2 separate regions of the Homo sapiens genome follow, and region 2 is linked to region 1. A link is a contact called in ENCODE Hi-C or POLR2A ChIA-PET data. All regions are on one chromosome and are shown on one strand. Each heading gives the region's core, a stretch centred on a gene start or an enhancer-like site at or near the end of the contact. The rest is flanking DNA. Distances are from core to core; before and after follow the strand shown. Region 1 holds the start of ATG4C (autophagy related 4C cysteine peptidase). Region 2 holds the start of OMA1 (OMA1 zinc metallopeptidase).

Region 1 (4,694 bases), core at 2,163-4,662:
TCATGATTATTGAATGTGACATTCTGATTATTCTGGTTTTAATAGTTATTTTATTATACAACCTGAATTACTAATTAAAAAAATAAAGCACAAGAGTTAGAAACAGCTTACATTAAAACTACGCAGTATTCATGAAAAGGCAGTTTCGGGGCCTCGGTCATCACTGTGAATTTTTTTTTTTTTTGAGACAGAGTCATGCTCTGTCGCCCAGGCTGGAGTGCAGTGGTGTAATCTTGGATCACTGCAACCTCTGCCTCCCGGGTTCAAGCAATTCCCCTGCCTCAGTCTCCCGAGTAGCTGGGACTACAGGCGCACGCCACCACGCCTGGCTAATTTTTCTTGTATTTTTAGTAGAGACGGAGTTTCACCATGTTGTCCAGGCTGGTCTTGAACTCCTGATCTCAAGTGATCCACCCGCCTTGGACTCCCAAAGTACTGAGGTTACAGGCATGAGCTACTGCACCCAGCCTAGTCATCACTGTGAACTTCCACAAACACTCATTGAGAGCCAGTTACTCTGCACAAAGTACTGTGCATAGAGCTGGGAGGGGCACAGATGTTTAAGATGCGGATCCTGCCTTTAAGAAGGTATATTAGCTATTATAAGTTTCAATTAACCAAATGTGTGATGATTATTAAAAGTCAGTGTTACACATATTTACTTTGTTTTCTATTCTGATAAAGCTCATGTATGCTTTTAATTTCCCTTTAAATCTTAACTAATTTCCAAAACTATCAGTGTTTCATAAACAGCTTATAGTGCCCAGACAGAGAGCCTTGCCCTTAGTAGCACTCATCCTATTTTTGTTGAACTAAAACGAACAGCTTCTTCAGTTTTAACTCTTGCATGGTTGGCAATTGGCTGAATTGGAATGTGAAGACACATTTAGAGGAGAGAATGTTCTGTCTGAGTGCTGCAGCTGTAAGAATCTCTTCAAAAAACATAAAGTCTATTACATAAATTATGTACTCTTTAAACTCCCATGTTCATTTACACAATTGATCATGGAAACGACTTTAGAAATATGTGTATCAAATATTTAGCATATTTTTAAAGCTTCCTTAATAACATCACTAATAAGTGGATGCAATTTTGTGTTTATTTACGGCAAACACCTATGAATATCAGATAACCTAATTATAGTTTATCAACATTACCTTTGAATCATTCCAATGGAAATGTCCTCTCTCACTGCATTCATATTGTTTTGGTGCATGAGCATGGAAAACAGCAGATTATTTTCCATGATCATAGATTTTAAATATTTACTTGCTAGCGCTGCATAATTTAACGCACTAGAGTTGGAAAGCAGTTTGTATGACAGCTGATGCCATGTCAGTGTTGCAGAATATAGTTTCCTCCTGTGATTTCTGTGTGAAGTTGTAAAAAGGAAAGGTACTCTACTCCTTTTTTTCTAACCAATTAAAATTTGTTGTGGCAAATCTACAGAAAACCCAAGTCTGTAGTATACACACAATTTACTTTTGTATATATAGTTATTTTAAGAATCCAAGCATTGTTTCTCATGGCCTGTTAATGCACAATACCAAAAATAAAATACATGCATTCTTGTAATCCAGGTCTTTATGAAAGTTACAAAAAGGCATCTAAACAGCTTGTTAGATGCATGCTCTCTCTCCTAAAAAAAATCAAAACAGAGTTTGGGGATTTCGAAACAGGAAACCACAAGCTATGGAATCATGCAAGAAAACTACTTTGCTCACTCTAATAAGTGTGCCATTTGTGATCTTATCATATCCTTTGTTTGTTGTTTTGTTATTTAGCTGTCCAAGTACATGAATAAAAAATAAATAGATCCAGCTACCTGTTTCTGTGAGAATAAAAAAAAATTTAAACCACCAAATCCACTAAAAAATTGAAAAAATTTCAAGTTTAATTTTGAACTTTTCAACTCTTCATTCTTGAAGGTTTTCATTCCCATGTGGTTTCATAGTCCGGTGGCATAGACTTCATATTTTATTTTTAGTTTTTAGTATAATTTCCTATGTAATTCAGAAGCATGTCTGGTAGTCCTTGCTCCAACAAAATCTGCGGTACTGTAAAACGGCATAGGATTACATTTTACAGTAACAGTATTTCTCTTGACATCATTTAGGAGTGAAGATAAAAATTTCCACTTATTTATTTATTTATTTATTTATTTTTACTTTTTTGAGACAGGGTCTTGCTCTGTCGCCCAGGCTGGAGTGCAGAGGCACAATCTTGGCTCACTGAAAACTCCGCCTCCCGAGTTCAAGCGATTCTCCCGCCTCAGCCTCCTGAGTAGTTGGGACTACAGGCGCGCGCCACCGCACCCGGCTAATTTTTTATATTTTTAGTAGAGACGGGATTTCACCATGTTGGCCAGGCTGGTCTGGAACTCCTGGGCTCAAGTGATCCGCCCGCCTCGGCCTCCCAAAATGCTGGGATTACAGGCGTCAGCCGCCGCGCCTGGCCAAAAATTTCCACGTTATAAAAAGCATCTTCGGACCGTCCTTTTTTCTTTCTTTCTTTTTCTTTTCCTTCTTTTTTTTTTTTTTTTCCCCACAAAGCCTCGCTCTGTCGCCCAGGCTGGAGTGCAGTGGCGCGATCTCTGCTCACTGCAACCTTTGCCTCCCGGGTTCAAGCAATTCTCCTGCCTCAGGCTCCCGAGTAGCTGGAATTACAGGCGCCCGCCGCCACGCCCGGCTAATTTTTTAATTTTTTAACAGAGACGGGCTTTCACCATGTTGGCCAGGTTGGTCTCGAACTCCCAACCTCAAGCGATCCACCCGCCTCGGCCTCCCAAAGTGCTGGGATTACAGACGCGAACCACCGCGCCCGACTGTCCTGTGTTTTAATGCTTGAAAATAATCTGAATATGGAAAATGAGTGCACATATCCCTTGATGTTTTATAAATAACCTACAGTCCTAATAATGGCTTGGCTTAGAGTTCCTTCACAACAGGAAAAGAAGGCATCCTGGCTTTTTTTTTTTTTTTTTTTTTAAATCAAAGTGAGGCTTGGGTTGGCTCTATCTTGGTCCTGAGTGCGAGGAAGGAGGGCCGCAATGCATGCTGGATCTTGCAGTTCCTACGCCAGAGGCAAGGGCGTGATGCTGCATGGCCTGCTGGTAGTTGAAGTCCAAGTGCTCGAGAGGAATTTATGGCAGCCGTAATGTGGTTTGTCTATCAGAGAGACAATGCTCACAGACGGATACTTTCTCTTGGTTCTGCGCTTGCTGCATTGGTGGATTAGCGGCTTGGGGTGGCGAACAGGTGGGAAAAAGGGATGGATAAAGTAAGCATAGCAGAGGCCTTTACGCCGCTGCTATCGCTACTGCCAATCGCAAGGCTTTCGTATCCCGGAAGTGGCTGATCTGTTGGATTTGACGCGGAGGCGGTTCCTCTTACTACGGTGGCCGGGGTGCTCAAAGTACCTGTAGCTGCGGCGCTGAGGTCGGAACGTCTGCGTGTGTGCGGGCTGGTTTTGTGGCGGCTGCTGCTAGAGCTGGAGCATTTGCCGGGTTGGTGGCTCCTGCACATTTTTACAGTTCTCCAGTCCTTCTCTTTCGGTGAGGGATCGGCTTGAGGCTAAAGGAGTCAAGAAGTTTGGGACTTAGCGTCTCTGGTCCCCGAATGACTGGGTTTCTTGCGGGGGTCCGCCTTCAGTGAAGACCCTGTGGCCAACCATCTGGGTTCTCTGAGGGTTTTGGCGCCTTCCTTGTCTCTCCTTTCTAGTGTCATTTGTCTTCTAACTCTTCCTCGCTTTGTCCTGGGTTGCAGAGATAAACCGTAAGCCTAACTGTGGGCAGCTGTTCCTCCTTTCCTTGTGGTTTTCTTAGATGTTGCAGGCAAGACTCTTTCCCCTGATCTATCGCATCCATTTGACCCCTCCTCATGCCAGTGCTCTGTCGGCCCTGTTTTTCCTCGTTTAAAAAATAAAAAAAGGGAAATAATAATAATAACTGGATCCCCACTGTCTCTCTGTTCTCATTCCTAGCCTCTTTCTCCCTTTTTGGTGTTTGTTACTGCTTCAAGCCATAACACACTGCCTTGCATATATTAATGCCTTTCCATCTAAATATTAACGTTCATTCACTTCATTTGGTTCCCGCTCACCGTGAACTCTCCCAACCCTACCCACATCTAAGGGCTTTTGAGGTTGGAGGTGTAGAATAAATTCTTACATATGATGACTATATTCATATATGAGAACCTTCAGCGGTCAACTCAGCATCACTGCTTATTGAGTTTATATTTCTTGTGATTTCTTTGGCTTACCTTTTCGTTTTGTATTGGTTATTTACCCACATGGGGCTCACTGCTACCCTATAGTTACAGAAGAATACCTCGTCTTACATCTTTTTATATCCGAATTACTTAGGAGTTTTCTTATGTTTTCCTGCTCGGACCATATGTCCCCGGTGGGTTTTTGGCAATGATTTTGTGTCAGTTGATGGCAGAAAGAGACAAGGGAATGATCTTCTTGCTTGCTTGTGACTTGTAATTAGATTATGAGCCATTGAGAATACCCAGAGGGAGTGGAAAGGCTTTGAAAGGTAAAGTCTATGTATTTTCTGAGTTTCAAATTGATAAAGCTTCTTCTTTGAACAGGAAGAGTTTCTATTTAGTCCAATAATCTGAGGCTATATTGAATTACCAGTTCATTCGCTATAAAATTTTTAGAACCACATGTCAAAAAGTGGCCCATC
Region 2 (5,250 bases), core at 212-2,711, 4.2 Mb before region 1:
ACTTGTGTAAAAATTTTAAAAGAATCCTATTGACACAGAAGGTATAAGCAAAAGCCCCAACACTACGCATATATAATTAAAACCATTATCATTTCTATCACTGACAACCAAGTGTCGTTTTGAATAGAAACAGTGCCTGATATTTTGTAATACCCGGTTTATCCTGAAGAAAGGGTAAAGAATGAGGGAAGAAATCTATTCATGCATTTTCAAGGAGCCAATCACTAGACTACAGAGCACATAAGAAAAAAAAAAATCAGGGCTGACATATTCTCTTCAAAGAGCTGTGGCAGGTCAACAAACATAGCTGGCAGACTTCTAGGATAACAAAATTAATGATGTGAGAAAATTAAACAATTTGGATTGTTAGCCTCTACGAACATTTCAGATCCTTAATTCTTTAAGTACCATCTCCGAATGAGCAAGTGCAGCACTCACTGGCACTCACAGCTGAAGCCTGGAAGACAGTTTTAACAACTCTTGCTGAAAATGACTATTTCTTCTCTAGTTTCTATGGAAACAGCTGTCAGATTGGCAAAAATAGGACATGTACTTTAAAATAATCATTCAAGCAAAGTACACACATGATGGAAGGCTTTAAAAAAGAATTGGACGGCAGCAGACTTGGTTCTTAAGCTTCCAAATGTCAGACTACACCCCTTCACCCCGGCTGAGAATGACGGAGATGAACCTAAATCCTTTTAGCGAGGGTTGCACGACCTTGATCAACGCCTGAATGCCAAATAAGGGATTTTCATCTCCCTGGACTACAATTTCTTGTTGAGGATTGCACGGCACAATAAAACTGTTGCTCCACACACAGGCGACATTTAAACAGTATACAGTGAGTTCTGTAGACGAGTTTACGAGGAAATTGTTAAAACTCCCCGGAACTGCTTAGACGGGGAATGTTCTGGTTTGCCCTGCCGAGTTTAGGCTGGAAAACGTGTTCAGTTTCTCCTGAAGAGGGAAGGGGTGAAAGAGACGAATGCCCGACGCGCCGGGAGGCGGTCCCCTCTGGCAGAGGTGCCGGGTGAGGAGCCCGAAGCCCCGCGGGTGAGAAACCCTGCTCTGAAAGCGGAGCCGCGGATAAGGGCGGGCTGAGGGGGAGGGCAGGCGGCCCACGAAAGTACTGCCACGGGGCAGACACACGGGGTCACCGGCGTGCCCCGGGCAAGGCTAGGGGAGAACCGGGCTCCCCCAGGACAGATCCCCTCCGTCTCCCGCCCCGGCGCCCCCCGCCCCTCCCCTCCACGCAGCCTTATCGCCCACCCACGCCTCCTCCCGTACCCCCATCCCCAAGGATCCCCACTCCTTGCCCGGGCGCCCCCGCAGGCGCTCTGCGCTCCGCCCCCTCCCCACTGCCGCACTCTGCCTCCTCCCCTGGGCACGATCCTACTCGGAAAAGCTGGGGAAAAGCGTCACCGTGAGGACTGACTCAAGCAGAAGCGAAAGCGGTGACACCGCAGACCCGACCTATGCGCAGGCGCGCACCCGCACTTCCTGCCCGCCATACCGGCCGGGGCGCCCTTCGCTCCGCCCACACCCGGCAGTCAATACAGCCGCCCAGAGTCGTTCTCCCAGCTGCCCCGGGCCCCGCGGAGACTGTGGCGCTCTAGCGCCTCCGTGTGGCTTAAGGCGGGACATGGCCCTGGGCTGGGCTGCTTGCCTAGGAACAACTTTCTCCCGTCTTTGGTGAGTTGGGTCCTCTAAAGAATGATCCACGCAAGGCTGTGTCCGTTGTAGTCTCTACGGCAGTACCGGCCAAAAGGGAAGAGACTCGAAGACTGCCAAAAGACGAAGGCTTCCTGGTTCTGAATCTGCATTCATAGAAATAGTCTTTGGAGTATGGGAACAGTGCTTTCATATGATTTTTGGAGGGACGCATTTTAAGAAAGATGAAGTATAATCTTAAGTGTCTGGAGGTTAAAGTAGCTGGCTCCAAAATTATGTGTATAGTATGTTTCATTCATTTCACCAAAACATATTTCTTGAGCATCAACTACATTTTAAGTGCCAAGGATGTAGCAGTGAACAAGACAGACCTGAATTTCGTGAACTTTATATCACAGTGAGGAAAGACAGGCGATTAAAAAAAAGTGTACAAATAAACACAAATAAATAAAAGTGTACAAATAAGCCAGTACAAATAAACACTGGATTGTGATGGATGAGTAGTGAGGTCTCATATTAGTTTATTATGTTTACACTCTGTGCACAATGAAAACATCTCAAAGGACATAAACACTATGTCAAAGGACATAAACACTATGAACAATTTTAGGTATCTCTTTTGGAAAATGTGTAAGTTACTGTTTCGTTTATCTTATGTGTATTTTATGATTTGCCTTTTACTTTGAAAGGGATATCCTGGAAAACCCCTGACAACTGGACCCCTAAAAACTGAAGTAGGAGGTCCTTCAGTCTTCGTAGGGTTTATCTCCCAAACTCTGGAGTGCACATGTCTTACCAAAGTTTCCAGCATGCTAGCCACCTCTTGCTCATCTTGCCTGGTTAGCATAATGTCATTGGTGAAATAGATGGGTGTGATGTTCTCTGGAATTTCCAGTTGATCCAGCTCCTTTTGGACTGCGCAGAGCCATTATGTCATTATCCTGGGTCCACCTGATTTCCAAAGGGGCCAGACTGGCAAGTTAAGTAGAGATATGGCAGGGATGACCAACCACTCTTGTATATTTCAGGTCTTTAATTATGACATTAATCTCCACCATCATCTCACTATCCCCTCAGATGAAATATCGGTTTTGATTTATTATCTTCACTTGGAAAGAAGGACAGCTTCAGAGGCTTCCCATTGGCTTTCCCCACCATGATAACTCAAGACCAAGGACCCTGAGCTTCTTACCAATGTGGAGATTGCTCCAGCTGCCCAATATGTACTCCCAATTATGCACTCAGGAACTAAGAAAATGACTACTGGATGGGTCAGTGTATTCCTGGACCCACTGTAAGCTGGACATTATCCAGGACTCTGCTTATTACCTGATCCCCATAAGCCCCCACACTTAGAGAGGAGCCATGTGTGTTACATACTTTGGGTAACACCTGTGAAATGTCTGGGTATTCCTCTTTCCTCAACATAAAATCAGTCAAGAAAATGGCCGTGGGACACAGACCAAAGAGTAATCATTAATTACAGTAAATATTTGTTTCAGTATTGCAGGATTCTTCTTTATAGGGACCCAACAACCTCTTAAGTCAACAGATTCTGTGGTCTCAGTGTGAAGATAGGCTCAGGTCTGAGACTTGAGCAATGAGCAGTGCCTTTTATTAAGCAACTACTCCCTGCATAGGATAAATAGCTTCTTGTCTTCCTCCAGTTGTAGATGTTAGGCAACACTCTTGTTGGCTGCCCGTCTGTTTTTCCCCTAGGGAGACCTTATGCTATTAAAGCCCTCCACAACCTCCTGTGGATCAAGCCCCCTTGGCTGCTCCTCTGCCCTTGGCAGATGTTACAGTAATTACATCTTCTGGTGTCCTCATGGTTAAAGCCACCACCTGGCTTCTACTACTTCAGGATCCTGTTATCCCAATGGATATTATCAAGCCCAGCCCTGTGATTGCCTCTCCTACCGTCAGCCCTTCCCTCCAGAGGAGAGCCTTCTCTGAACTTCTTAGTGATGCTAGTGCCCCTCACGCCAGTGCATTCCCCATGGCCATAGAATATGATGCATCCTCTGGGCCTCCCATGGAACATTCCCCTCTGTCTGCCTTCGGGCTCTACACACAAAAAAAATTCTTTCAGGCAAGTCCACTTCCCTCAGCTCCTCTGTCCTTCTACCATTTGCAAGGGCAATTCGGGCATTCCTGCTTTACTCTGCATGCACTATGGCTTTCTCTCAGCTTCTAATAGTCACCTAGCAGTGAGTTTACCCATCTTCTACAGTCCCAAGTCCCAAGAAAGTGCCCCCAAGACAATGAATTTTTATTTAGCCAGGCTTGTTCTGGAATAGGAATTAAAAGAAATTAAAGAATGTGTAAACAGAAACTCAGTTCTATGTAAGAAAACCCACCTCCCCCCGAGAAAGAGAAAGAGCTGGAGTCCTTTAAATATTAACTGCCTGTTTTTCTGTGGCTAGTGAGCCTTATCTCTCCCTTTCCCAGGCATTGTAAAGACCCTGTTTCTTTAGCTGTGCGCTGCAAGGTCACTAGACAGATAAACTCAAGCCATTAAGACACGTTTTTCCTTGAAAAGTAAGAAATGATGTAATGCATGCCTCAATTAATTAAATAACTGTCTTTGTTTCTTGCTTCTGTAACATGCTTCTCCCTGCACAGATCTCCCCCAACCCCATAAAATGCTTAAAAGGTAACTTGACTCTTTGTTCGGGGCTCAGTCCTTTGGATGTTAATCCGACTGGGCCGGTGCACCTAAATAATAAATCCTCCTCAACCTCTTGGTATCTCTGATTCCTTATCAATCCCGCCACAGTTCCTGCCCACTTTGATCAAGCACCTTCAGAAATCCCATTCCAGGGGTCCTCTCCTGGCTCCTGCTGGTACACGCTAGGTAGTTCCTTTAGCTCCTACATTATGCAGTCTTCCTCCCCACACCTTTACAGGCCCAACACACAGGCAGCTGGGTGATGCTGGAATTTAACCTGAGTTATCACCCTGGCAGATATCTAAGAGGAGATGGGGCAGGTCCTGAGTGGGCACCTATTTATTCCTTACGCTAGAGGCTTCAACACTGCCTTCCCACTTAAGGGAAGTGTTAGCTTTGACTAGGGAAGGGTCAGCCACCTCTGCAAGCTCTGAGGATCTGCAGTCAGTATCCTCAGGGATTCTATCAGGATGTCCCATTTCATGCTTCAAGATTCCAGATTTTCCCAACCAGGGCCCAGACCTGCCTTGGCTAAGCGTTTAAACATCTCTGGGGCTCTACAACTCTTTTCATGAAAATCTCTTTTGCTCCTCTGCTGTCCACACTCCTCCACTGCAGGTGATAAGAGCCTGTCTGTTACCTACCAAGGAGACCTCTGACTCCCACTCAGCCTTAACTGTTTACAAATGACCCTCACTTTCTCATTATCCCATGCAGGGCATCAACACAATGTAGCAATAACCAGCCCACTGCACTGTTCTTTCAGACACTGCTCCCTCCATCTTTCAAGTGCATTAACTATCTCACCTAAATGGCATTGCCCTCCACTGGGCCAGTTTCCCAGGTCGCCATCACTGAAATCCACACGGGGGCCACTATCTTGTGCCAGACACTATCCAAGACCC

Evidence for each region. Hi-C counts contacts between places; a loop is a spot of excess contacts on that map. ChIA-PET counts read pairs that join two places held with the same protein, here RNA polymerase II (POLR2A). Pooled maps may share reads with other maps.
Region 2: a loop to region 1 is called in a map of B cell, with 12 times the contacts of the local background. The contact joins the promoter of OMA1 here to the promoter of ATG4C in region 1. A Hi-C loop is called at or near these places in 4 of 168 maps with a recorded cell type or tissue (B cell, CD8-positive, alpha-beta T cell and naive thymus-derived CD4-positive, alpha-beta T cell) and 10 of 50 pooled maps. POLR2A ChIA-PET finds 5 or more read pairs at or near these places in 1 of 52 experiments (CD4-positive, alpha-beta memory T cell).

The regions. Positions count from the first base shown.
Region 1 is chr1:62,780,720-62,785,413 of GRCh38, forward strand. ATG4C (autophagy related 4C cysteine peptidase) reads left to right here and starts at 3,413. Exons shown (of 11, transcript NM_032852.4): 1 at 3,413-3,554. RefSeq lists enhancers at 3,114-3,163, 3,264-3,323, 3,444-3,623 and a silencer at 3,599-3,893.
Region 2 is chr1:58,545,265-58,550,514 of GRCh38, forward strand. OMA1 (OMA1 zinc metallopeptidase) reads right to left here and starts at 1,462. Exons shown (of 9, transcript NM_145243.5): 1 at 1,439-1,462. It also overlaps a transcript of DAB1 not described here. RefSeq lists enhancers at 871-1,497, 1,711-1,900 and silencers at 1,111-1,200, 1,211-1,310.